Regions from separate parts of the Homo sapiens genome. Here all the other regions are linked to region 1. The links are chromatin contacts, found by Hi-C or POLR2A ChIA-PET in ENCODE. All regions are on one chromosome and are shown on one strand. Each heading gives the region's core, a stretch centred on a gene start or an enhancer-like site at or near the end of the contact. The rest is flanking DNA. Distances are from core to core; before and after follow the strand shown. Region 1 holds the start of LINC02765 (long intergenic non-protein coding RNA 2765). Region 2 holds the start of LIN9 (lin-9 DREAM MuvB core complex component). Region 3 holds the start of LINC01703 (long intergenic non-protein coding RNA 1703). Region 4 has its middle 29 kb from the start of SDE2.

What was found. Hi-C counts contacts between places; a loop is a spot of excess contacts on that map. ChIA-PET counts read pairs that join two places held with the same protein, here RNA polymerase II (POLR2A). Pooled maps may share reads with other maps.
Region 2: a pooled map shows a loop between it and region 1 (6-fold over the local background). The contact joins the promoter of LIN9 here to the promoter of LINC02765 in region 1. A Hi-C loop is called at or near these places in 1 of 168 maps with a recorded cell type or tissue (PC-9) and 6 of 50 pooled maps. POLR2A ChIA-PET finds 5 or more read pairs at or near these places in 1 of 52 experiments (naive thymus-derived CD4-positive, alpha-beta T cell).
Region 3: a map of naive thymus-derived CD4-positive, alpha-beta T cell shows a loop between it and region 1 (9-fold over the local background). The contact joins the promoter of LINC01703 here to the promoter of LINC02765 in region 1. A Hi-C loop is called at or near these places in 2 of 168 maps with a recorded cell type or tissue (CD4-positive, alpha-beta memory T cell and naive thymus-derived CD4-positive, alpha-beta T cell) and 6 of 50 pooled maps. POLR2A ChIA-PET finds 5 or more read pairs at or near these places in 6 of 52 experiments (AG04450, B cell, MCF 10A and 3 more).
Region 4: a map with no recorded cell type shows a loop between it and region 1 (4-fold over the local background). The contact joins the enhancer-like site here to the promoter of LINC02765 in region 1. A Hi-C loop is called at or near these places in 1 of 37 single-sample maps with no recorded cell type and 2 of 50 pooled maps. POLR2A ChIA-PET finds 5 or more read pairs at or near these places in 3 of 52 experiments (AG04449, K562 and activated B cell).

Annotation. Positions count from the first base shown.
Region 1 is chr1:225,464,721-225,470,783 of GRCh38, forward strand. It overlaps LINC02765 (long intergenic non-protein coding RNA 2765), which reads right to left and starts at 3,052. Exons shown (of 3, transcript NR_187303.1): 1 at 2,469-3,052; 2 at 503-645. RefSeq lists enhancers at 827-1,716, 2,405-2,704, 2,755-3,014, 3,145-3,424.
Region 2 is chr1:226,306,348-226,312,410 of GRCh38, forward strand. LIN9 (lin-9 DREAM MuvB core complex component) reads right to left here and starts at 2,817. Exons shown (of 15, transcript NM_001366245.2): 1 at 2,762-2,817. The coding sequence starts at 2,792. RefSeq lists an enhancer at 1,950-2,716 and silencers at 2,270-2,499, 2,920-3,169.
Region 3 is chr1:226,081,519-226,087,581 of GRCh38, forward strand. It overlaps LINC01703 (long intergenic non-protein coding RNA 1703), which reads left to right and starts at 2,057. Exons shown (of 4, transcript NR_146920.1): 1 at 2,057-2,450; 2 at 5,278-5,535. RefSeq lists an enhancer at 1,036-1,903 and silencers at 1,718-1,767, 1,878-2,457.
Region 4 is chr1:226,025,668-226,031,730 of GRCh38, forward strand. No RefSeq gene overlaps it. Among named protein-coding and RNA genes, the nearest start is that of SDE2, 29 kb to the left of the region's middle. RefSeq lists an enhancer at 4,531-4,580. Within about 2 kb of position 3,449, at least 8 of the 41 ENCODE cell types and tissues checked have a DNase peak (open chromatin) inside an H3K27ac peak, as active enhancers do.

The DNA.
Region 1 (6,063 bases), core at 1,802-4,301:
AAATTTTTCCCCAATTTAAAATATCTATTTCCGTTTTGTTGAAAACTAAAGCTTGGCCACTGGGATTTCTCCTCTGCTGAAAGATACTTTAAAAATTCATCTTGGGATTTGCTCACGTCTGAAATCTCTAGAATCCCCTGGAGACTCTTAATGGCAGGACCTGGGAGGCTTGTCTGGGCTTATACACAGACAAAGCCTCTGCCTGCAAGTCAGTCCTGCATTCCAAAGAAGGAAATGAGGGGCGCTGGGGTCTGACCTCACACAAGGGCTGCAGGGTTCAGCTGCAGAGGGAGGCTGGGCTTCTGAGGCCACTTGCACTGCAGACTCCAGGAGCCAGGGCTGGGCTTTGACTGGCAGAGTCCGAGCAGAGGAAGCTTGCCGGACACCAGGAGAGCTGCCACCCGGACAGAGCTGGCCAGAGGCCTGTGCATGGGCCACAAGGAAAGAAGGCACAGCCTAACGTAACCTGGCAAGCACCTGTGTAGCCTCTGTAAGTGCTTACCCAGAGAAGCAGGAGCACGGCGATCTGGGTGTTTGGTGACACTTCCATCTGAGAGCAGGGCCCAGGTGGAAGAGGCAGCTGGATGCAGGTTAGTGGGGCCGGTTCCACGGACATTTGGGGCTGGGTGGGACAGGAAGTGGGATCTGAAAAAACAGTGTGACCATGTGCAGTTAGCCAGGGCTAGGGAAGGAAATACAAAGCCTTTTACAAAGTTTTTTTCTGGGTAAGCAAAATGGGCACAGCAGGGTGCTCCTGTCCCATTGACAGCCTGGTGACGCAGGCAGGGCTACGGGCTGGGGCCTGAGGCTATGAACCACGTAGGACTCCAGCATCAGATGTCTTTTCCTGATCCACAGTGCCATGAGACGTCTTTGGTTGAGCACCTGCCAGATGGCTATGAAATGAGCTGTCTGTGCACAAGAAACGAGGTGAGAGGAATGCGCCTTCCCCCAACCTGGAAGGACAGACAGGACTTTGTGCTCCTCCACCAGGCTCCCAGAGTAGGAAGGAAGGATGGGCTTGGGAGCTGATTCTCTGTGCTTCAGGGGCTGCCCAGGCAAGAAGGAACCAACTCCCACAGCCAGACCAGAGAGGAATCACTTGAGTTGCCCGAGGCCCAGCAGGAAGGGGGCCTTGGGCTTGGGGTCCTCCGATAGGAAACGCCTGCCTCCTGCGCAGGCAGCCAGACTGCCCACAGCCCGTGGCGTGGGCCCTGGAAGAGCCACAGAGCTCCCCCATCTCAAGAGCCCTGAAGGGGTCCCTGGGCACAGTCTGGCCACCCAGGAGGACCCCATGGGGACATCTCTGAGCCCCTGGACGGGGGGGACACTGTTCAGGGAACAGAGGAGCCGCAGTGAGTGCCCAGGATTAAGCCAAGGCCGACGCAGTGCTCCTGTTCCCCCAAAAGCCTCGGGACTCCCACATGAGCCCATGCGTTACCGGAAAGGGGTCCGGATCCACACCCTAAGAGAGGATTCTAGGATCTCGCGCAAGAAAGAATTCAGGGTGAGTCCGCAGAGTAAAGTGAAAGCAAGTTTATTAAGGAAGTGAAGGGGCCGGGCGCGGTGGCTCACGCCTGGAATCCCAGCACCTTGGGAGGCTGAAGCGGGTGGATCACCTGAGGTCAGGAGTTCGAGACCAGCTTGCCCAACATGGTGAAACCCCATCTCTACCAAAAATACAAAAAATTAGCCAGGCATGGTGATGGGCACCTGTAATCCCAGCTACTCAGGAGGCTGAGGCAGGAGAATCGCTTAAACCCAGGAGGAGGAGGTTGCAGTGAGCCGAGATCGCACCACTGCACTCCAGCCTGGGCAACAAGAGCGAAACTCTATCAAAAAAAAAAAAAAAAAAGAAAGAAAGAAAAAAGAAAGGAAGGAAGAAAAGAATGGCTACCCCACAGACAGGGCAGCCCTGAGGGCTGCTGGTTGCCCACTTTTATGGTTATTTCTTGATGATATGCTAAACCAGGGGTGGATTATTCGTGCCTCCCCTTTTTAGACCATATAGGGTAACTTCCTGACATTGCTATGGCATTTGTAAACTGTCACGGTGCTGGTGGGAGTGTAGCAGTGAGGATGACCAGCGGTCACTCTCATGGCCATCTTGGTTTTGGTGGGTTTTGGCCAGTTTCTTTACTGCAACCTGTTTTATCAGCAAGGTCTTTATGACCTGTATCTTGTGCCGACCTCCTATCTCATCCTGTGACTTCCTTAACCATCTAGGAATGCAGCCCAGTAGGTCTCAGCCTCATTTTCCCCAGCCCCTATACAAGATGGAGTTGCTCTGGTTCACACGCCTCTGACACATGCAGTGAGGACCCCTCCCCGCCCAGGAACCCAGTGGATGATTCCTCTCAGGAGGTGCGGCTGGGAATTAATTTAATTTAATCTAGAGAAATGATGTTTGTTTCATGTTCAAATGTTCTGGAGAGGTTACACCAGTGACAGAGGCCCTCTGAACTTACACACACAAAAGGCAACTCATTAGCAGGAAGATGAGAAAGCAGAAAGCGTCTCAAGACAGGAAGCTCGGCTTGGTGTCACCCAAATGTGTCTCCCCTTGACAAATCATCTCCCATGATCTGCCGGTCCCCGGGGAGGACAGGCAAGAGGCGGTGATGGGCTGTCAATGTGCATCTCGGCGTGTGGCAGTTGACAGGGCACCTTCATAGGTTTCTTCTCTGCAACTTCACTGCCACCCCCTCAGAAACTGAGACCCATCGGCGGCCGGCCTGAGGCACCCACAGCTGCAGAGAGCCGGGCACATCCAGGGCCTTGGGTGTGTCTCTCCTCCACTGTGGTGGAGGCTCCCCTCCACTGTGCCAAGCCCAGGGGGGCTGGCAGTCCCCGTGGGTGTGGCCCAGAAAGACTGGCAGTGTCTGTCCCAGACCTCAGGGCCACAGTCACCAGATAAGCACCCACTGCACTCAAGGCCTCTCTGATCAAGTCCCACGACCAGGCTCTCCAAGTCCTGACACCGCGGAGACCCCCAAAAGAGGAGGATGGAGCAGAGGGCAAGGCTCTCAGCTCCGCGGACTCACACCCAGCTGCAGAGGCAGGGGGAGCCGCCCTTTCTGTGGCCGGGGAAATTGAGGTCACTTCCTGTCTCGCTTCCCTCTCTCTGTGCTGGCTGCATCCTTCAGAAGGGGGGTGGGTGGCTGCAGGGCAGCGCCAGGCAAGGCTGCGGAGAAGCCGGTGCTCCCTGTGTCTAGGATGAAGAACAGAGCAGGGGGCTCCTCGGCGGTGTCGCTTCACCTCTCTTCCTGCTCCTTGATTCTCTCCACCCCCACCACCAGCCCAGGTGGAGGCTCTCGGTGATGAAGGTGCTGGCAGTGAGGGGCCTGCAGAGTCCGCATCTCTCTGCAGCTCAAGGGGCTCTCGGAGGCCACTGGGAGCTGGAGAGGGAGGAGGTCAGAGGCCTACAATTGGTTTTCCTGCTTGGAGAAAGAACAGATAGGAGCTTTCTAGGGCTGCGGCTCCATAAATAGCTCTAACTGTCCCTTCTCTCTCTTTTATGTTCTTTCAAACATGAAGAAAGAAACAAGCTCTAGCAAGGAACTCAAGTTAGACCGGCAAGTATTTGCCAAAGGTTAAGGGGCCAGAAAGCCAGAAGGTGGACACAACCTTAGGGACCCTGGGCCATGAGCCGTGAGACCTCTAGGATCAGCAGGGCCCAACAGGGCCATGCAGGAAGCCCTAGCTTCAAAGCCACAGGCACTGGGGAGTGGGTGGGGGCTCCCCAAAAACCACACGCTGCTCCCCAAACTCCTTTTAGAAGTGCCCCGGAAGACCTGGACCTGGCTGTGCACAAAAGCACCATGCTCTCCTCTGACCAGATCCCTTGGATGAGGTCCTTAAAGACCCCCTGGAGCTCAGTTTCCTCATCAGTAACTGGAGAGGTTTGCACCAGGTGGTCCTTGAGGGGCTCCCCCCAGCTCTGAGCCCACGATGGTGCATTTCATACCCTGGACTGTGTCTGAAAACTTGAGAAGGAGTAGGGAATAGGATAGATGCGAACTGAGCTTCTTGATGGGGTCCCGTACCTACCCCATATTTACTGCACTAGAAGCAGGGCCTGGAATCCACACTTCAACAAGCTCACACTAAAATGGGAGACCGTGCCACGCTGGCCTTTCTGGGGCTCCTCAGCCACGTTTTTGCACCTGCTGTTCTCTCTGTCTCCATTATTTCCCCTAGATCTGCACTGCTGTGTCCCTGATTTCACTCAGATCACTGCCCAATGTCCTCTTCAGAGAGGTCTTTCCTAACTGCCTCCTCTAACAGGTAAACAAGTAATTTTTTAATGTAGGTATGTCCCATGCAATGTTTGGAAAATACCGATACTAAAACATTATTTGTAATTGATCTGAAATTGAAATGTAACTGGACATCTGGTATTATTATTTGCTAAATCCAGCAACCCTAAGCAACAAGGACTCTGCAACCCAGCCCCCAGACTATAGGCCATTTGTGAGCTTGAGTCTCCAGGGGCGGCAGACAGGGCTGCAGCTGCTACGCCTGCCCAGCCCTTCCCCTCTGCTCCCCTCCCAGAAAGATGCATAAATGCCCGGGGTGGCCTAGGCAATTAAGGCGAATTGTCTTCTGGGCAGTCCTGCATACCTGCAGAGGACTGTAACTACAGAGGTGTGCACAGGAGTTTCTGGGCCAAGAACAAGACCTCAGGGCTTTCTCCTCCCATTCTCCCCTCCCCACCTCCTACCCCACATGTTTAAGGTGCCTTGAGTCCCCAGATGATCACACACTCTAGCCAGCTATACATATCGGTACACACTACAATCAGGCAACTGCTGCATGTGAGAGCCCCTGCCATAGGTAACAGGCACCATGGTCCAGACATATAAATAGAAGGTGAAGCTCCTGCCAGTAAGCATGGCAACCTGGAATTGGGGTGTGTTATAGGTTAAATGGTGTGTCCCCTCAAACTTCATATGCTGAAGTCCTAACCCCCAGGACCTCAAAATATAACCCTATTGGGAGATAGGGTCTTTACAAAGGTAAATCAAGAGGGCATGAGGTCATTAGAGTGGGCCCTAATCCAATATGACTGGTGTTCTTTACAGAAAGTAACCTGGGGCCAGGCATGGTGGCTCACGCCTGTAATCCCGGCACTTTGGGAGGCCAAGGCAGGTGGATCACCTGAGGTCAGGAGTTCAAGACCAGTCTGACCAATATGGCGAAACCCCGTCTCCACTAAATACAAAAAATTCACCTGGCGTGGTGGTGTGCACCTGTAATCCCAGCTACTCGGGAGGCTGAGGCAGGAGAATCGCTTGAACCCGGGAGGTGGAGGTTGCAGTGAGCTGAGATTGTGCCACTGCACTCCAGCCTGGGCAACAGAGCGAGACTCCATCCCAAATAAAAAAGAGAAAAAAGAAAGAAACTTGGACACAAACGCATGCCATTGGAAGACCGTGGGAAGACACGGGCAGAAGGTGGCCATCTCCATGCCAGACAGGGACCTCAGAAGGAGGCCATCCTGCCAACGCCTTGGTCTTGGACTCCAGCATCCAGAACTTCGAGATGATAAGTGGGGGTTGTTGAAGCTGCCCAGTCTGGGGAACTTTGTGACAGCTGCCCCAGAAATCTGATCCACTGCACCTGGCCTCAGAGTTCAGGCTGGCTCCACTCTCTCTCTCCCGACACCTCCCATCAGGTGGGGACCTGCAGCCCATTCCCAGGTGGGGGTCTGCACAAGGACAAGTTTGGGATGAAGCCTCAGGTCACCTGGCTTCCTGGATCTATAAACTGTCATCTAAGTGACAGGCTTGGCTCAGGAAAGCCGCTCGGTGCCAACCAGCTTGAGAGCCTAGCTCCCGGGGGCAGGCCACCGCACAGAGAACACACACGCTTTCCTAACAGCCTTGCTGGGGAAATTTGGCCACTGGCTGCAAAACCTCACTGGAAGTAAAAAATAGGAGTGTCAGATCCTGTAGCTGAATGAAAGAAATTTGGACCAGCCAGGGTTAAGGAAGACAGACTTTCTGCTCTCCAGAGTCTGCCTGTGCTCTCAGGACAGGCCTCGGTGTGGCAGCACGTGAA
Region 2 (6,063 bases), core at 1,567-4,066, 840 kb after region 1:
GAGAGGGAAGTGCCAAAGAAAATCTCTAGGTTTCTGCCCTGCCAGCTGAATGCACAGTGGAACCATTCGAATCACTAGAAGTATCTGTCCTGGGGTAGGACTGAGGTGGATTTTAAACCTGTGCAGTTTGAGGGGCCTTTGAAGCATCTAAGAAGAAATGTGAAACAGGCAAGAGATATCAAGAAAGGGAGCTCAGGAAAGATCTGGGCTGAAGATAGCCTTAATTTCCTTATATAAAATGTGAGCACTTACATCAACTGAAATGAAGATTAAATGAGCAAATACATGTAATATCCTTTGCATGGCATCTGGTTCATAGTAAATACTCAATAAATGGTAGCTTTCATTATTGATAATGTTATATCGACTCCTGAACAATATATTAGCTAGCCTCCTTGACTAAATGTGGCCAAAAAACATACTGCTATTTCCAGTATCAAATTGAAATCGCTTTTCCTTTTCAAGACCCTGCTCTAGTTTCAGTAATAATACCTGTTACTTTGCACTAATTCCATAAAAATTATTTATGTATACTTGATTTGTGGCACTGTATGACAAAGAAAGAAAGAAAATCCCTGGTTTCAACAAAGCTGAAGTCTACCTAAACAAGACATACGCTTCACAAATACACACCAATGCACCAGAGATGTCACAAAGTAATATAAATGATTAGGTTATATAATTTGAAAGTGGAGCTGGAATTTGAACCCTAATATAAATCCCAAGTCCCTACAAAGAACCACAGTAAATTCTCAATAAATGCTGGATGATATGAAGCAAATATTCCTAATGGCAGTTGTAAGAAAGCCACTTAAAATGCCTCTCATTACAACAGAATGACTACAGTAACCAAAACAGTAGCTCTAGTGATTGTGACATCCAAGAGGTGATAAGACATGTTTATGATAAAGATACCAAGGATGATGAAAAACATTTTCGGATGACAAGTACACTGTGCTTAGTAGGTCCACACTCATTTGGGAGCATTCTAAGTCACAATCAAGACCAGCTGCGGTGGCTCACGCCTGTAATCCCAGCACTTTGGGAGGCCGAGGCGGGTGGATCACCTGAGGTCGGGAGTTCGAGACCAGCCTGACCAACATGGAGAAACCCCCATCTCTACTAAAAATACAAAAAAATTAGGCAGGCGTGGTGGCACATGCCTGTAACCCCAGCTATTCGGGAGGCTGAGGTAGGAGAATCGCTTGAACCTGGGAGGCAGAGGTTGCAATGAGCCGAGATAGTACCATTGCACCCCAGCCTGGGCAATGAGTGAAACTCCATCTCAAAATAAATAAATAAATAAAATAAATCACAATCAATTGTATTCTACAAATAAACAGTACAGCTCATGACTGGTCAATAGCTGTGCCCTACCCAATACAGTGACTACTAGCTACATGTGACTATGCAAGTTAAAATTAAATAAAATTCAAAATTCAGTTCCTCCATCACTCTAGCCACATTTGAAATGTTCCATGGCTACATATGGCTAGTAGCTTGGCTGCCCTACTGGACATCACAAAAGAGAACAGTTCTATCATGGACAAAGTTCCTTGGGGACTTAGTGCTGCTCTCTATCAAATTTAAAACACAAACACTTTTAATACGACTTTTCACCAGCTTGGCAACTTGAATTTTTAACTTTATAACTTACTAAGAACACATGACCTCACAAAGAAAATGGAATCGGTAGTATGTTGAGTCCTCATTTTTAAGTCCATTTGCCTTGTGCATAGATAAGATTCAATAGTAATTGAGCCTTTCACAAATATGTATAAACTGAATAGTGAAAGTGGATTCAGGACTTTTTTTTGTAATTAAATAACATATTTGTCTTTTCATATAATTTATGCAATATTGTAAATTACAAAATTAAGTTCCATTGCCCTTAAACTATGGAATTGGTGCTTTTACTTACTCAACACAAGTGAGCATACATGTCTTAGATGTCAGGGTGAGTAAACATGGTTAGGGGAGGCAATGCCCTAGGGTGGGTGTCAGGCAGGGTACACGTACGCTGTGTTGGTCACATCCATGCATAAAGGTACCTTTATGGCTCTTAAGACACATATAGAATAAAGTCTGCGGGACGGGGTCTACCTGAACACTGAGTATCCGGGCTGGATGATCTCAGGAAAGGTCCACAGCCACCTGTGGTCCCAGGGGAAGGGGCCAACCCTCTGACACGGAAACACTTCCAGGGGTGGACACACCGGTGGGGGGGTGGGGAGGACAGTGAAGATCACAAGTGCCCGTAGAGGCAGGAGCTGTGACAGGACAAGATCAGAGGCTGGGGCAAGAAGAAGGGGCCGTGGACCACCCCGTGCCCAGCCCGAGCCCTCCCCCGGCCCCGGGACAGGCGAGTTACATAACCCCGGCGGGCGTCTCTCGGCGCCGGGCGAGTGGTGCAGGCGGCGAGGACAGCCCCCGCGCCCAGGGGCCGCTCTTCCCTCCACCTCGGCTGGGGGCCGGAGTGGCGCCAGGGGAGCAGCCACCGCCTCCGCCTGGCACAGGCTGGACTCCCGGGCTCTCGGTTTCCGGCCCTGGCGCTCACACAACCCCAGAAACCAACACACAGACACCATAACAAAGGCGGCGACGCGGCGGCAACACCGGAGTGGGAGGACTAGGGGACCACAGTGGGGCTGGCAGTCAGCCCACCTGCCCAGCGGAGGGCACGGCCGTCCGTCCCGGCCGGTGCAACCGCTGGGCAAGCAGCAGGCGGGAAAAGGGGGGGGTGCTTTGAGGTGCTACTCACTCTCGTCAGGCAACTGGTCGAGCTCCGCCATCTTGAACGAGCCGCGCCGCTTTTTCAAAGGCTGCCCGCCGCGGTGCATTGTGGGGCGGAGACTGTCTTTGCGAGGGAGGTTCGAATGCGGAGCTCGCTGCCCGCGGCGCCGCGCTGCGCTGCTCCCGCCGCGGCTGGCTGAGGCGGGCCCGGCTCCGCCCGCGCCTGCCCGGGGAGGAGGTGCCGCCGAAGGGGGGCCGCGCCTCGCCCCTCCGCCGCCGCCTCCGGCCGAGCCGGGCGGGAGGAAGGGAGGAAGGAGGCCGCACGGCGAGGCCCGGCGCCGGAGCGCGGGGGGAGCAGTACCAGCTCCGGAGTCCCGCCCGGGCCCCGCTCCCGGCGCATGTTCCGCGGCCCGCGCTGCAGCTGCGGGAACTGCAGGCTGTTTGTTCCGAGTGGAGAACGGGAGGGAGGCCCCGGCGGGGGGAAAGAAGCCCTCGGTTCTGGGTCGCATTGCCCGAGGGGGCTCTACGCAAAGTGAAATACTCACAGTTCCCGAAACCCACGTTGCTTGGGCGCCTCCGTCCCCTCACTTTTCCCGAGACCGCCGGCCGCAGCAGCCCCCTGCGCGTCGCGACGTCCGGGACTCGGTCCCAGCGGCCCCTCGCGATCCGGGCACGCCTTTCCCGAATGTTGGAAGCTGAGCTGCGTGCAGCCGGGGAGCGAGACCTTGAGAGGTCATGAAGTTGGTCATTTAGGCCGACAGCTAAAGAACTGTTCTGCTCAGCTGTTTCATCCATTCGACACTAGATCGTGCAGTGGGCTGGAAGAGAATTAGAAAACGAGTAACAGGAGGCTTCGAGAGGATACAGAAAGGAACAGTGACACTACAAGGTGATAAAGTACCTGATCCAAATGTTATGAGAATACTGGACGAGAATTGAACGAAATTGAAAGAAGCCCAAGGAAAAATTTCACAATATCTGTCTGTAACACTTTCCAGTAATAAAACACTGTTGCTTTTCAAAAATTCATTTAACGAATGTCATTGAGCTCCAATCCTTTTCTCCAGGAATTTATGGGGGTTGGAGGAATGAGACCGTTAAGCAGTCAAAAGACAACGTGGGTGAATTCCAGGAACTACAAAGTTAAAAGGCGGTAGACTAAGGTGACAGAGTGGTACACAGAGGCCCGCCCAGGCTAAGGAGTTGAACTTGCTTAGTCCACTGGAGCAGTGGAAAAGTCGGGTGTAAGAGGGGCACGTTTCTATTTGTGTTTTAGAACAAAAATATGGGAAATGGATTGGTGGGGGACAAGATGAGAGCCTAGAAACCAGTCAGGAAGAAGCTTATTTGGGGCATGCAAAGGACAGAAGAGAGATGCCTGCACTGGTAGCTAGAGAGGTGCAGCGGGTGGGCTCTGGAGCCCCAGGGCCTCGATGGGAAGAATCCAGATGGGCTGCTAGTTGTATAATCTCAGGCACGTTGGTTTCTTAACCGAATTCTCTGTGCCTCAGTTTCTTATCTGTAAAATGCAAATAACAGGGTTATTTTGAGGGCTAAACGATTTGATAGATGTAAGGACCTTATACTAGCTGCTAGCACCCATCAGCTAGCCACTATTACCACCATTACCACAGCATAGGCAGTATTAGAGAGAGGTGGCAGCATGCACTCCACCTTTCAAGACGTGGAAAATAAAGGATTGGGTGAGTCACTGGGTGTGAGGAGAAGGAAGTCTCATTGCTGATGCCAGCTCTGTGCCTTGGGTAACTGGGTGCTGCCATGCTAAGGTAGGAGGGAGAGCAGGGAGTGAGCAGGGAGGGTGAAAGTTCAATTTTACAAAGTAATCCTTCCTTCAGAGCTAGCTTAACCTCTCCTTTGCCTTCTAAACACACTCTGATCTGCTCCCTAAGAAGATTAAAACACTGGTCCTTGTTGTCAGCACCTAGGGGGTGCTTCAGCAGCTTGCACTTCAGTATCAATTTGGAGATGAGATCAAGAAAAGGTCAGCCCTTTAAGAATGGAAGAATAGAAATTAAAAAAACATGAGAGGTTACCAGAGTGGGAGAAGCAAAAGCTTTGTGAATGTCATGATAGTCAAGGTGTCATTAGACCAAGGCAAACCTGGTTTTATTCTGAGGCAGTTTTCATGTACACGCAACAACACAACTACTGTTTAAATCAATGTTTTTAGGCCCTTGCCTGATAATCTGCATTTTAAACAAAAACTTTGACTCTTCTCATAAATCCAAAGCCTGAAGCTGTATCCTAGCCCCAGATCTAGCGCTTAGCTGTGTGATCGAAGCCAAGGCACACCTAACTCTTCAATAAGTTTCGTTATTGAATATTTATGACAGGTTTTACAATGATTGGCTTACTTGATTCTCCCAACAACCTGGTAATTTGTCCAAAGACAATGGCAAGCAAGTGCTAGAATCAGGAATCTAGCCCACTTTTCGGTGCCTCAGTGACTCCCTCTGTGATGGGAGGATTACACGTATGTCTTTGTCCATTTGTGCTGCTATAACAAAACATCTGAGACTGGGTAATTTATAGACAACAAGAATTTTTTTTTTTTTTTTTGAGATGGAGTTTTGCTCTTGTCACCCACGCTGGAGTACAATGGTGTGATCTCGGCTCACTGCAACCTCTGCCTCCTGGGTTCAAGCGATTCTCCTGCCTCTGCCTCCAGAGTAGCTGGGATTACAGGTGCCTGCCACCACTCCTGGCTAATTTTTGTGTTCTTAGTAGAGACAGGGTTTCACCAGTTTGGCCAGGCTGGTCTTGAACTCCTGATCTCAAGTGATCTACCTGCCTCAGCCTCCCAAAGTGCTGGGATTACAGGCATGAGCCACCGTGCCCAGCCGACAACAAGAATTTATTTCTCACAGTTTCAAACGCTGGGAAGTCCAAGATCAAGGTGCCAATGTTGGTGTCTGGTGAGGGCAGCTCTCTGTTTCCAAGATGGTGGCTCGTTGCTCCATCCTCTGGAGGGGATGCATGCTGTGTCCTCACATGGTAGAAGGGACAGAAAGGCAAGAGAACACCTCCTTCAGTCTTGAGCCCTTTCATAAGGGTGCTAACCCCATTCACGAGAGCAGAACCCTCATGACTTAATCACCTCCCAGAGGCCACACCACTTAATACTGTTGCATTGGGGATTATGTTACAACTGAATTTTGGAGGGAATACCATCATTCAAACCATAGCAACATGCAACACAGGGGTATTAAGTTTCCTGCAATCACTTATTCCAATTTAAAATGACATGACTGTGTGTGGTGTTTGCTTTTTAAAAAAAACAAACCACGGTGTGGATAAGGTCATTAAGTC
Region 3 (6,063 bases), core at 807-3,306, 620 kb after region 1:
GTCCTCCCTGGGCAACATACTCTAAAACAAAACCCAAACAAAAAATTTTAAAAAGAAATACCACATAACCATCAAAAAGACTGAGGCAGGGCTGAGCATGGTGGCTCATGCCTGTAATCCCAGCACTGTGGAGGGCGAAGCAGGCGGATTGCTTGAGCCCAGGAGTTCCAGAACAACTTGGGGCAGCATAGCAGAACCCATCTCTACAAAAAATACAAAAATTAGCCAGGTGTGCTGCTGCGCGCCTGTAGTCCCAGCTGTTCAAGAGGCTGAGGTGAGAGGATCGCCTGAACCCGGGGAGGTTGAGGCTGCAGTGAGCTGTGACCGCGTCACTGCACTCCAGCCTGGGTGACAGAGTGACACCCTGTCTCAAAAAAAAAAAAAAAAAAAAAAGGGCCGGGCGCAGTGGCTCACACTGTAATCTCAGCACTTTGGAGGCCGAGGGGGGCGGATCACAAGGTCAAGAGATTGAGACCATCCTGGCTAACACGGTGAAACCCCGTGTCTACTAAAAATACAAAAAATTAGCTGGGCGTGGTGGCGGGCGCCTGTAGTCTCAGCTACTCGGGAGGCTGAGGTAGGAGAATCGCTTGAACCCGGGAGGCGGAAATTGCGGTGAGCCGAGATCGCGCCATTGCACTCTAGCTTGGGCAACAAGAGCGAAACTCAGTCTCAAAAAAAAAAAAAAAAAAAAGGCCGATCCAATTTGTTAAATGTGTGTATGTATGTATTTTTAGTTTTTGAGACGGAGTTGCTCTGTTGTCCAGGCTGGAGTGCAGTGGCACAATCTTGGCTCACTGCAACTTCTGCCTCCCGGGTTCAAGTGATTCTCGTGCCTCAGCCTCCCGAGTGGCTGGGACCACAGGTGCGTGTCACCACGCCTGGCTAATTTTTGTATGTTTAGTAGAGACAGGGTTTCGCCATGTTGGCCAGGCTGGTCCCAAACGCCTGATCTCAGGTGATCCGCCCGCCTCATCCTCCCAAAGTGCTGGGATTACAGGCGTGAGCCACCACGCCCGGCCAGTTTCAAACATTTGCAAGGTCTATATGTTGTATATGAATTAGTAAAAGAAACATTACACATCAAACCTGTGATTTCGTATAACACCTCTAAATTTGAGTCAATTAAAACATCGTAATAATAAGAGTTCAGTTTTACAATTAGTGCTGGCAAGGCAAAAATAACGAAAGTGGTAGGAGGTCCGGGGATTATGTGAGAGAACGCATGACAAATGTTTAGCACAGAGCCGGGCACACACAGTGAGGGCTCAATTCACGGTGGATTTTATTTGGTCATCATCATCACATTTGGAGCTGAAATAGAACAGTTCTGATTCCAAGTGAAGGGGAGGTAGAGTGGAGGGGGTGGGGAGGGCTAGCTTGGATTTCTGCTAAGATGTCACAGCCTCGGATACCCTCAAGGCATGCCATGCCCGGGCTTAGCTGGGTGAGGGGCCTGTGAAGCTTGTTGGTGTGTAAGAGACCTCGGTGGCATCACTGTCAGCGCAGCCGAAGCCACCACGCTAGCTCCAGACTGGTCAGCAGATGGCCGCGCACCAGGCCCTTCCTGCGGCCCGGGCGACTCGTCTCTTAGTGGAGGAAGTAGCCGGCCCCGGACACACTCCTGAGGAGCGCTGCCCGCAGTCTCGGGAAACGGGGCGTGGGGCCAGCTGCTCCTTCCAACTCCTCCTCGGGGGCAGCATGAGGGAGGGTCGCTGTCAGGGCCTCGAGGACTAAGGGTTCAGGGTGCCCGCCGCTCGTCCCCTCCCCCCTCCCCCCCAGGTCGTGGAGGCCGGTCCCCAGCATCTCTCCAGCGTCCCCACTGTCGTGGCTCCGGGGCGGGCTTCTCCCTTTTCAGGCATTTCTGAAATCGCCGCCTCACCCGGGCTCTCTTCCTCCGGCTCGCCCTCCCCAGCCCCAGGTGCCAGAGAGAACTTTCCCCAAAACGCGAAACTGATCCTTTCAGACGCCTCGCGTTCGCCCAACAGCACCTCTAGCCTCGGTCGTTGTCACGTGACGCGGCCCCAAGGCCCAGGCCACGCCCCCGGAGCTCGCCACGCCCACCGGGTCCGCCCCCACGCGGCCGCCTGCACAGGGGGTTCCAGCCACCCGCGCTCTCCCAGGTTTGCCGACCTTACGGGCCCTTCTCCGCCAGCCCTGGCTGGGTCACCCCCACGACCCGGGACTCCCCCGCCGTTCCCTCCCGGGCTGCCTGCAGTGAGGTCCGCTCCTGAGGCCTCAGCCTCGCCGGGGGTAGGGCCCTCTCCCGCCGTCGCCGCAGCTCCTTTCCGTCCCGGGGCCTGGGGGGCACCGTCCCACGGGTGAGGGCCGCCTCCAGCGCCTGGCCCAGCCATGCGAACGCCTGGAGCCCGCGAGCTGCAGCTGCGGCCCTGAAGGTGCCGCATATCCTGCCGAGTGGGTGAAGCGTGGCACTTTGGAAAACAAATCGGGTTAGTGCTCAGCAGCCTCCGGGCCGATGGGTGGGGATGTCATACTATGAACTGAGAGCCCGCGAGCTGGAAAAAACAGTGCCAGTCCTGCCCGCGCGTCGCGGGACTCAGTAATTCCCGGCTCCGCAGCGCTCGAGCCTGTTCTCCGCAGCTTCATACCCTCTGCCCCGCGAAAGTGACCTCAGGGGCCGGGCGTGTTGGCTCACGCCTGTAATCCAGCACTTTGGGAGGTCAAGGCGGGCGGCTCAGTTGAGGCCAGGAGTTCGAGACCAGCCTGGCCAACAGGGCGAAAACCCATCTCTACTAAAAATACAAAAATTAGCCAGACGTGGTGGCGCACACCTGTAACCCCCAGCTACTCAGGAGGCTGAGGCAGGAAAATCACTTGAACCCGGGAGGCGGAGGTTGCAGTGAGCCGAGATCACACCACTGCACTCCAGCGTGGGTGACAGAGCGAGACTCCGTCTCAAAAAAGAAAGAAAGAAAAAGAAAAGAAAAAAGTGAGGCCGGGCACAGTGGCTCACGCCTATAATCCCAGCAATTTGGGAGGCCTAGGCAGGTGGATCACGAGGTCAGAAGTTCAAGACGAGCCTGGCCAAGATGGTGAAACCCCGTCTCTACTAAAAATTCAAAAATTAGCCGGGCATGGCTGGGCGCAGTGGTTCACACCTGTAATCCTAGCACTTCAGGAGGCCAAGGCAGGTGGATCACTTGAGGTCAGGAGTTCGAGACCAGCCTGGCCAACATGGTGAAAACCCATCTCACTAAAAATACAAAAATTAGCCGGGCTTGGTGGCAGGCGCCTATAATCCCAGCTACTTGGGAGGCTGAGGGAAGAGAATCACTTGAACCGTGGAGGCAGAGGTTGCAGTGAGCCGAGATCTCACCACTGCACTCCAGCCTGGGCGACAAAGCGAGACCCTGTCTCAAACAAAACAAAATAATAAAATAAAATAAAAATTAGCCAGGTGTGGTGGTGTGTGTCTGTAGTCCTAGCTACTTGGGTGGCTGAGCTGGGAGGATCACCTGCTCAAGAGTTTGAGGCTACAGTGAGCTGAGATCACACCACTGCACTCCAACCTGGGTGACAGAGCGAGATCCTGCCTTAAAAACAAACAAGGGCTGGGCACAGTGGCTCACCCCTGTGATCCCAGCACTTTTGGAGGCCAAGGTGGGCGGATCACCTGAGGTCAGGAGTTCAAGACCAGCCTGGCCACCATGGTGAAAACCCGTCTCTACTAAAAATACAAAAATTAGCCAGGCGTGGTGGCAGGTGCCTGTAATCTTAGCTACTTGGCAGGCTGAGGCAGGAGAATTGCTTGAACTGGGGAGGCAGAGGTTGCAGTGAGCCGAGATCGCACCATTGCACCCCAGTCTGGGCAAAAAGAGTGAAACTCTATCTCAGAAAAAAAAAGAAAAGAAAAGAAAGAAAAAAGAAAAAGAAGGCTAGGCGCGGTGGCTCACGCCTGTAATCCCAGCACTTTGGGAGGCCGAGGCGGGCGGATCACGAGGTCAGGAGATCAAGACCATCCTGGCAAACAAGGTGAAACCCCGTCTCTACTAAAAATACAAAAAATTAGCCGGGCGTGGTGGCGGGCACCTGTAGTCCCAGCTACTCCGGAGGCTGAGGCAGGAGAATGGCCTGAACGCGGGAGGCGGAGCTTGCAGTGAGCCGAGATTGCGCCACTGCACTCCAGCCTGGGCAACAGAGCAAAACTCCGTCTCAAAAAAAAAAAAGAAAAGAAAAGAAAAAGAAAAACAACAAAAAAATCAGTTTGTTCCATGGGCAGTAGGCCATTGCTGCTCATCTTTTGATCAGAAGCAGTACTGAGTGGAGTATTAGGATGGTGAGGAAGGCATTCTGTTAATCCATGCATGGTGGTGCTGGCAGAAACAAGATGAACAGGCAAAGCAAATCCAGAATATGTGTATAATGTCCTTTCCATGATGGAAAAAGTCCAGTGTAATCAATTTGCCATTAGATGGCTGGCTGGGTCCCCCAAGGAGCCACAGTGGGCTCAGTGTTGGTCTCTGCTATTGGCAGATTAGGCAGTTAGTAGATGACTTACTCAGCCTTGGTGAGGGGAAGTCCATGTTGTTGAGCTCGCGCATAGCCTCCAATCTTGCCACACAGCCTCTTTGTTACATAGGTCCATTGGGCAAGCAATGGTAGCTGGAAAAAGAGACAGCCCGACCTCCAGAGAACATGCTTTGTTCCGCTGATAGTCAAGAGCCTCCTTTGCAGTGATACCCTTTGGTGTGCATTCACATGGGACCCAAATATCTTTATATTCTGGGCCTGTTTGGAAGATCTGTCCACATACTTCTTCCCCAGACCTGCTTGTCACCAATCCTCCTTCCATGTTCTTGCCAGTGAATCTATGTAGATCCCTCCATCTGGCTGTCTCTCCATCCAGGCAAAGTAGACAAACAAATGTGCCTCTTGAAGTTCTGCCCCCAAGGAAGATTTTCTTTCACCACTTGTCCTTCAGGGACACCCTGGAGCGGGGCTGGTGGGCTCCAGCTGTCCACTCTCTGTTGTGCAGGAGCCATCTGTAAACCAAGTCTGGATTTTTTTCCTCCTCAGTCAACTGACACAGGAACTTTTTTTTTTTTTGAGACGGAGTCTTGCTCTGTCGCCCAGGCTGGAGTACAATGGCGTGATCTCGGGCTCACTGCAACCTAAGCCTCCTGAGTTCAAGTGAGTCTCATGCCTCAGCCTCCCGAGCAGATGGGATTACAGGCCACAACGGGCTAATTTTTGTATTTTTAGTAGAGACGGGGTTTCACCATGTTGCCCAGGCTGATCTCAAACTCCTCATCTCAGGTGATCCGCCCACCTCGGCCTCCCAAAGTGCTGGAATTACAGGCATGAACCACGGTGCCCGGCTGACACAAGGAACTTTCTATGAGGTCCTAGGAATGAAGGAAAACAGGCAATAAGGCAAGAATCGCTGTCGAAGGAGTCTGCGCCACCTGCTCGCACAGCTCACTTGTGCCTTCTGAGCCTGCTGGAGCCCAGTGTACATATGCCGTCTCCGCGTGATTAGAGATTGCTGCTGCACGTGCCCAATCCCGTGGCGGGGTGAGTAAGACAACATGCAGTGCACATGCGGCCGCTTCACGACCCATAACTAGGTGTTCTGTTTCTACCAGGGACCAGAAGCAAGCCAGAAGAACAGTTATCTGTGAAACAGGCTGTGCATCTGTTCCCAAACCCTAGAGGCCTGTGCTGTGATTCTCTTACTGGTGCTTCCCAGGGCCTCCATATAGCATCCCCATTGCCACAGACACTCGGATATTGTTGGGTCTGTGGATGATAAGGGCCAAAAGAAAGAGCAGCTTGCACTGCACCCTGAACTTGCTACAGAGCCTTCTCTAGTCCTCACTCAGATTTATTTATTTATTTTTTAAATTAAATTTAATTTTTTTTGTTGTTGTTGAGACGGAGTCTCGCTCTGTCACCCAGGCTGGAGTGCAGTGGCGCGATCTCGGCTCACTGCAAGATCCGCCTCCCGGGTTCATACCATTCTCCTGCCTCAGCCTCCCGGGTAGCTGGGACTACAGGCGCCCACCACCGCGCCCGGCTAATTTTTTCTATTTTTAGTAGAGA
Region 4 (6,063 bases), core at 2,199-4,698, 560 kb after region 1:
ATTTATTTTTCGAGACGGAGTCTCACTCTTTCTCCCGGGCTGTAGTGGCGCAATCTCGGCTCACTGCAACCTCCGCCTTCCGGTCTCCTGCCTCCTCAGCCTTTGGAGTAGCTGCGGTTACTAGTGCCCACCACCATGCGCAGCTAATTTTTGTATTTTTAGCAGAGAGGAGGTTTCTTTCTTTTTTTTTCTTCTTTTTTTTTTAGACGGAGTCTCTCTCTGTCGCCTAGACTGGAGTGCAGTGGCGTGATCTCGGCTCACTGCAAGCTCCACCTCCCGGGTTCACGCCATTCTCCTGCCTCAGCCTCCCGAGTAGCTGGGACTACAGGCACCTGCCACCACGCCCGGCTAATTTTTTTGTATTTTTAGTAGAGACAGGGTTTCACCGTGTTAGTCAGGATGGTCTCGATCTCCTGACCTCGTGATCCGCCCGCCTTGGCCTCCCAAAGTGCTGGGATTACAGGCGTGAGCTACCGCGCCCAGGCGGGGGTTTCATGATGTTGGCCATGCTGGTCTCCAACTCCTGACCTCAAGTGATCTGCCCACCTCTGCCTCCCAGAGTGCTAGGATTACAGGCGTGAGCCACTGCGCCTGGCCCTGCTTATTTATTTTTAGAGATAGAGTCTCACTCTGTCACCCAGGCTGGAGTGCGGTGGCGTAATCTTAGCTCACTGCAGCCTCAACCTCCTGGGCTCAAGTGATCCTCCCACCTCAGCCTCCCCGAGTAGCTGGGACTACAGATGTGTGTCACCAAATATTTTGTAGGGATGGGGTTTCACTTTGTTGCCCAGGCTGGTCTTGAAATTCTGGCTTTAAGTGATCCTCCTATCACCTGAGGTCAGAAGTTCAAGACCAGCCTGGTTAACATGGTAAAACCCTGTCTCTACTAAAAATACAAAAATTAGCCAGGCATGGTGGTGGCCGCCTGTAGTCCCAGCTACTCGGGAGGCTGAGACAGGAGAATTGCTTGAACCCGGGAGGCAAAGATTGCAGTGAGCTGAGATCATGCCACTGCACTCCAGCCTGGGTGACAGAGAGAGACTCTGTCTCAAAAAAATAAGAAAAAGAAAAAAGTGATCCTCCTGCCTCAGCCTCCCAAAGTGCTGGGATTACAGGCATGAGCCACTGCACTCGGCCAGCAAACATGTCATTTTATGATGTTTTATTTAGACTGATTTGTAAAGTTGCAAGTACAGTAAACAACTTGATAAATGTATAGAGTAGATCGTGTTGAAGATAAGGACAATTCCAAAAATAGTTGTCTGCCTCTCTCTGTTTTTGTTCTCCCAGTAACAAAGCTCACTGCCTTTAATTATAGTTTGAGACACTGTGTTGAAATATTTAATCTCTGGGTAATGACTGGATTTTAGTTTCCTAATTGGCATCTGTGTGTTTAGCATCTCTGCCAAAGCCCAACTCCGAGAATGAGCATGTAATACAAGATGTGGACTACATGTAAAACACTCTGATACCTGCCACCTAAGCTCTGGGGAAATACTGTCATAACAAACAAAGGAAGGATAAATATCATATACTTTATTATTCCACATATATGCATATTTTTAATGATCAGATTCCCCATCATTAACACATATTTTCTTTCCTTCTTTCTTTTTTCTTTGAGACAGGGTCTCACTTAGTCACCCAGGCTGGAGTACAATGGGACGATCACAGCTCACTGCAGCCTTGGCCTCTCAGACTGAAGAGATTCTCCTGCCTCAGCCCCCCAGTAGCTGAGACTACAGGCACATGACACTACACCCGGCTAATTTTTTGTATTTTGTGTAGAGATGGGGTTTTGCCCTGTTGTCTAGGCTGGTCTCAAACTCCTGAGTTCAAGTGATCCTCCCAACTCGGCATCCCAAAGTGCTGGGATTACAGGCGTGAGACCCCACGCCTGGCTGACACATATTTTTTAATGCCTGCCAACAACAGGCTAGGGTTTACAAGTCAAACCAAAAATCCATGTGTGAACAGCACATAGTGAAGTGTAACTATGGCCCCAAAGAAGCCCTTGGCCTTGTGAACATGTCTTGCTCATTTCTGAATGATATTTCATGTACCTGGGAGTAGCTCCCAGAAGAAAATGCTCCACCCACAACTGGGTGGCTTCCTTAAAACCTTGCAAAACCAGCTTGAAAGAACTAAAAGAATAATTTAGGTAGAAAAGTCATTGGCTTGAACTCCATCCACCAAAACTGCTTTGTGTTTTCTTAGCTGGAGAATCCAGAGAAGTGTCATTTTTCCTATTATTGTTGGCTTTGCATTGTTTGAAACAAGATGCCACTCATTATTTGCAACACATCTCTTTGGTGAGTCCATGACACACTGTGGGCGTGGGACCTACACACTCACATTCCCTGAATAATGTATGTTTCCTTTGGTAGTGTTTATACAGCCTAATGTTACACATGGGCGAAGGTGGAGCGCTGTTCTACCTATTGAGAACAGTCTAAGGTGAGAGGCCAAATCATAGATCAATGACAGGCTCTGTAGGACAGCAGACAGTGTTGCTCTTTCAGATGTGGAGAGGGAGAAGAGATTCCACTTTTCCGGTCTAGCCAATATGGGGCAACAGACATCCGACAGCAGTGTCATAAACCTTGAGCAAAAACTCAGGACAAGGGATAGCCAGCTATTTTAGAAGCTTTGAAGCTGCATATTCATCTGGAGGCCAATGTGTTCGTGTTCTTCTGAAAATGAAAACCACTCTCTTTCCTAACATGGATAACACTCTAACACTCCCGTGGGAACGAGATTGGAAGCTTTCTGCCCCAGGTCACAGTGGGTGACCAAAGAAGGCCGCTCCAAACACTGAAGCATCCTGGTGGTTTACTTAACAGGATCGAAGCAAAGCCAGCTCTCACCGCAGCAGCCTTCTACCAGTCACTAAATGATGGCAGGGCCAGCAGACTCTGTCAACTCCTGTGGTTGCCCGAATCTGATCTTCACCTCATATCCACCTTTCCCAGGCACAACCCAGAGTTCAAACTTTTGCCCTCTCCAAATTCAGATGAAGGGATCGGGTGCAGTGGCTCACGCCCATAATCCTAGCACTTTGGAAGGCCAAGGCAGGCAGATCACTTGAGGTCAGGAGTTCGAGACCAGCCTGGCCAACATGGCAAAACCCCGTCCATGCTAAAAATACAAAAATTAGCCGGGCATGGTGGTGCGTGCCTGTAATCCCAGCTACTTGGGAGGCTGAGGCACAAGAATCACTTGAACCTGGGAGGTGGAGGTTGTGGTGAGCTGAGATCGGGCCACTGCACCCCAGCCTGGGTAACAGAGCAAGACTCTGTCTCAAAAAAAAAAAAAAAAATCAGATGAAGGGATCCAATCATCTCCCAGAAAAAATGCTCAGTCCTTTCACTAAATTCTCCCTATAAGATGGGAATTTTCTCCTTGTGTCATAGAAGTGGAAACTAAAGCTCAGAAAGCTCATGTGACACAGCAGGTCAGAGGCGGTGCCAGGAGAGAAACCCAGGTCTGTGTGACTCCAAAGGTCACGTTCTTTTCACTTCCTCATTTTCCACCAAAAAAAAAAAAAAGTACCAGTTTTACACATAAACAAATACTGTTGTCCATTGACACTTCGGTATTAGCAGGTTCTGAGTTTCACTCTAATGGAGCTCATTGGGCCTGACTGGGTCTAGTTAGAGGTGGCAAGTATGTTAACGATATGAGGCCAGAGAGTTCTCCGCCCCTTAAGAAGCAATAACTTTATTCCTGGCCAAGGATGATGAGTTGACTATGTTCTTTGGACCCTTTGTCACGGCAAGGTATAATTCTCAATCTAGACTAGACAGATTGGCTGGCGCTATCACTTGGAAAGAAAGGAGTTTACTCCTCTTTGATGTCCTCCTTTGTGTCTGGAAGCAATCAATATAAAATTTATTTAGCCTTATCTTCTGTAACAAACCAAAGAGGGGAAAGTGTCCCAGAGAAGGCCGCGGGCACTTACTCACCCTTATTAATTCCATGTAACAACTGAGAGGCACTTTGAGCCTCTTAACCAAAAGCTTCACATCTTCAGATGCCAAGCCTCCAGCAGCAGGGCCACATGGCTCAAGCAGACAGGGAGCAGACTGGAAGTAGGCTGGAAGCCAACCTGAGCACAGCACCATGTCTCCAGGACCAGGCGGCACAGAAACTTGAGGCCACCTGTTCATCCACTGTATTTTTACCTATTTTTAAAATGTTCAACTCTCAGGGCTGGTGTTAGATGCTTATGATGCCACCAGGTAAGCCCACAGGTGCCAAAACATTATGTGCTTCTGCTTTGATATTCTCTGATGGATATTGCTGGCCCCAGCTCCCCTCTGGTACTTGGGGGGAAGTGGAAGAAGAAGAAAGATGAGCTGGTTGTTCTTGCTGCTGTTTCTCCACGATGAGACAGAATGAAAACCCTCTTTGGTTCCCTTCTGAATCCACCATCTGAGGACCAAGATATTCTCGGCTTGAATGAAATCAAAGTGGTTTAAATTAAAACTAATTATATCTGCTTTTAGAAACTGTAGGAATAGGCCAGGTGCGGTAGCTCACGCCTGTATTCCCAGCACTTTGGGAGGCCGAGACAGGCAGATCACCTGAGCTCAAGAGTTCAAGACCAGTCTGGGCAACATGGTGAAACCCCGTCTCTACTAAAAATACAAAAATTAGCCAGGCGTGGTGGTGCGTGCCCATAGTCCCAGCTACTCAGGAGGCTGAGTCAGGAAAATCGCTCAAACCCAAGAGGCAGAGGTTGCAGTGAACTGAGATAGCGCCACTGCACTCCAGCCTGGGCGACAGAGCGAGACTCTGTCTCAACAACAACCAAAAAACAATAGGAACAACCAATGGTTTTGAAAATACACCTTATCTATTAAAAGCATAAAAACATGAATGAGAAAGAAATACATTGAAATTCTTGTTGCTAGTTCCTCTGAAGAGGGAGAGAGAACAGAAGTGGAGGAGAAGGGAAATACTGTTCAAGTGGATTTTAACCACATCTGTTTTATGTTTGATTTCTTTTAAACGTAAAACGAAATTTGAAATAAATATGGCAGAAAGTTAACATGTGTTAATATTGTTAATTCTGGGTTATGACTACATAGGTGCTTGATATGTTGTTCTCTGTATTTCGTTATACTGAACGTTCTCACAATAAAAATATATTTACAAATGTTTTATGTTACAACTATGACTGAACGCTAAAAACAATGAGGTACATGGACTGTGAGAATGTGTAGGAGTCCTGAGGTTGGGAAGTGTGGCCAGGGGCAGTTCCCTAAGAAGAAACTGAGGGGGTGTCAGGAGGGCTTTGTATGCCCAGAGTGTATTAGGCTTCTCCAGAGAGACAGAGAATCAATAGGAGAAAGAGAGAGATGGATGGATGGATAGATAGATGACAGAGATGAGAGATGATTTATTATAGATGATAGATAGATAGATAGATAGATAGATAGATAGATAGATAGATAGAAGATAAGATTTATTTTTCATTTTTTTTTTTTTTGAGACAGTCTCACTCTGTCACCCAGGCTGGAGTGCAGTGGCACGATCTCAGCTCGCTGCAAATTCTGCCTCCCAGGTTCAAGCGATTCTCCTGCCTCAGCCTCCCGAGTAGCTGGGATTACAGGTGCCTGCCGTCACGCAGGCTAATTTTTGTAGTTAGTAGAGATGGGGTTTCACCATGTTGGCCAGGTTGCTCTCAAACTCCTGACCACAGGTGATCCGCCCGCCTTGGCCTCCCAAAGTGCTAGGATTACAGGTGTGAGCCACCGCGCCCAGCCGAGAGAAGATTTATTATAGGAATTGGCTCACATGATTATGGAGGCTGAGAAGTCTCACTATATGCTGTCTGCAAGCTAGAGAACCAGGGAATCTGACAGTGTAATTCTGAGTCCAAAGCAAGAGGCCTGAGAAACAGACTGGCTGCTGGTGCAAGTTCCAGGGTCCAAAGAACCAGAGAACCTGGAGTTCTGACATCCAAGGGCAGGAGAAGAGGGTGTCCCAGTTTCAGGAGTGAGAAAGTGAGAATTTGCCTGTCTTATACCTTTTGGTTCTATTCAGGCCGTCAAAGGA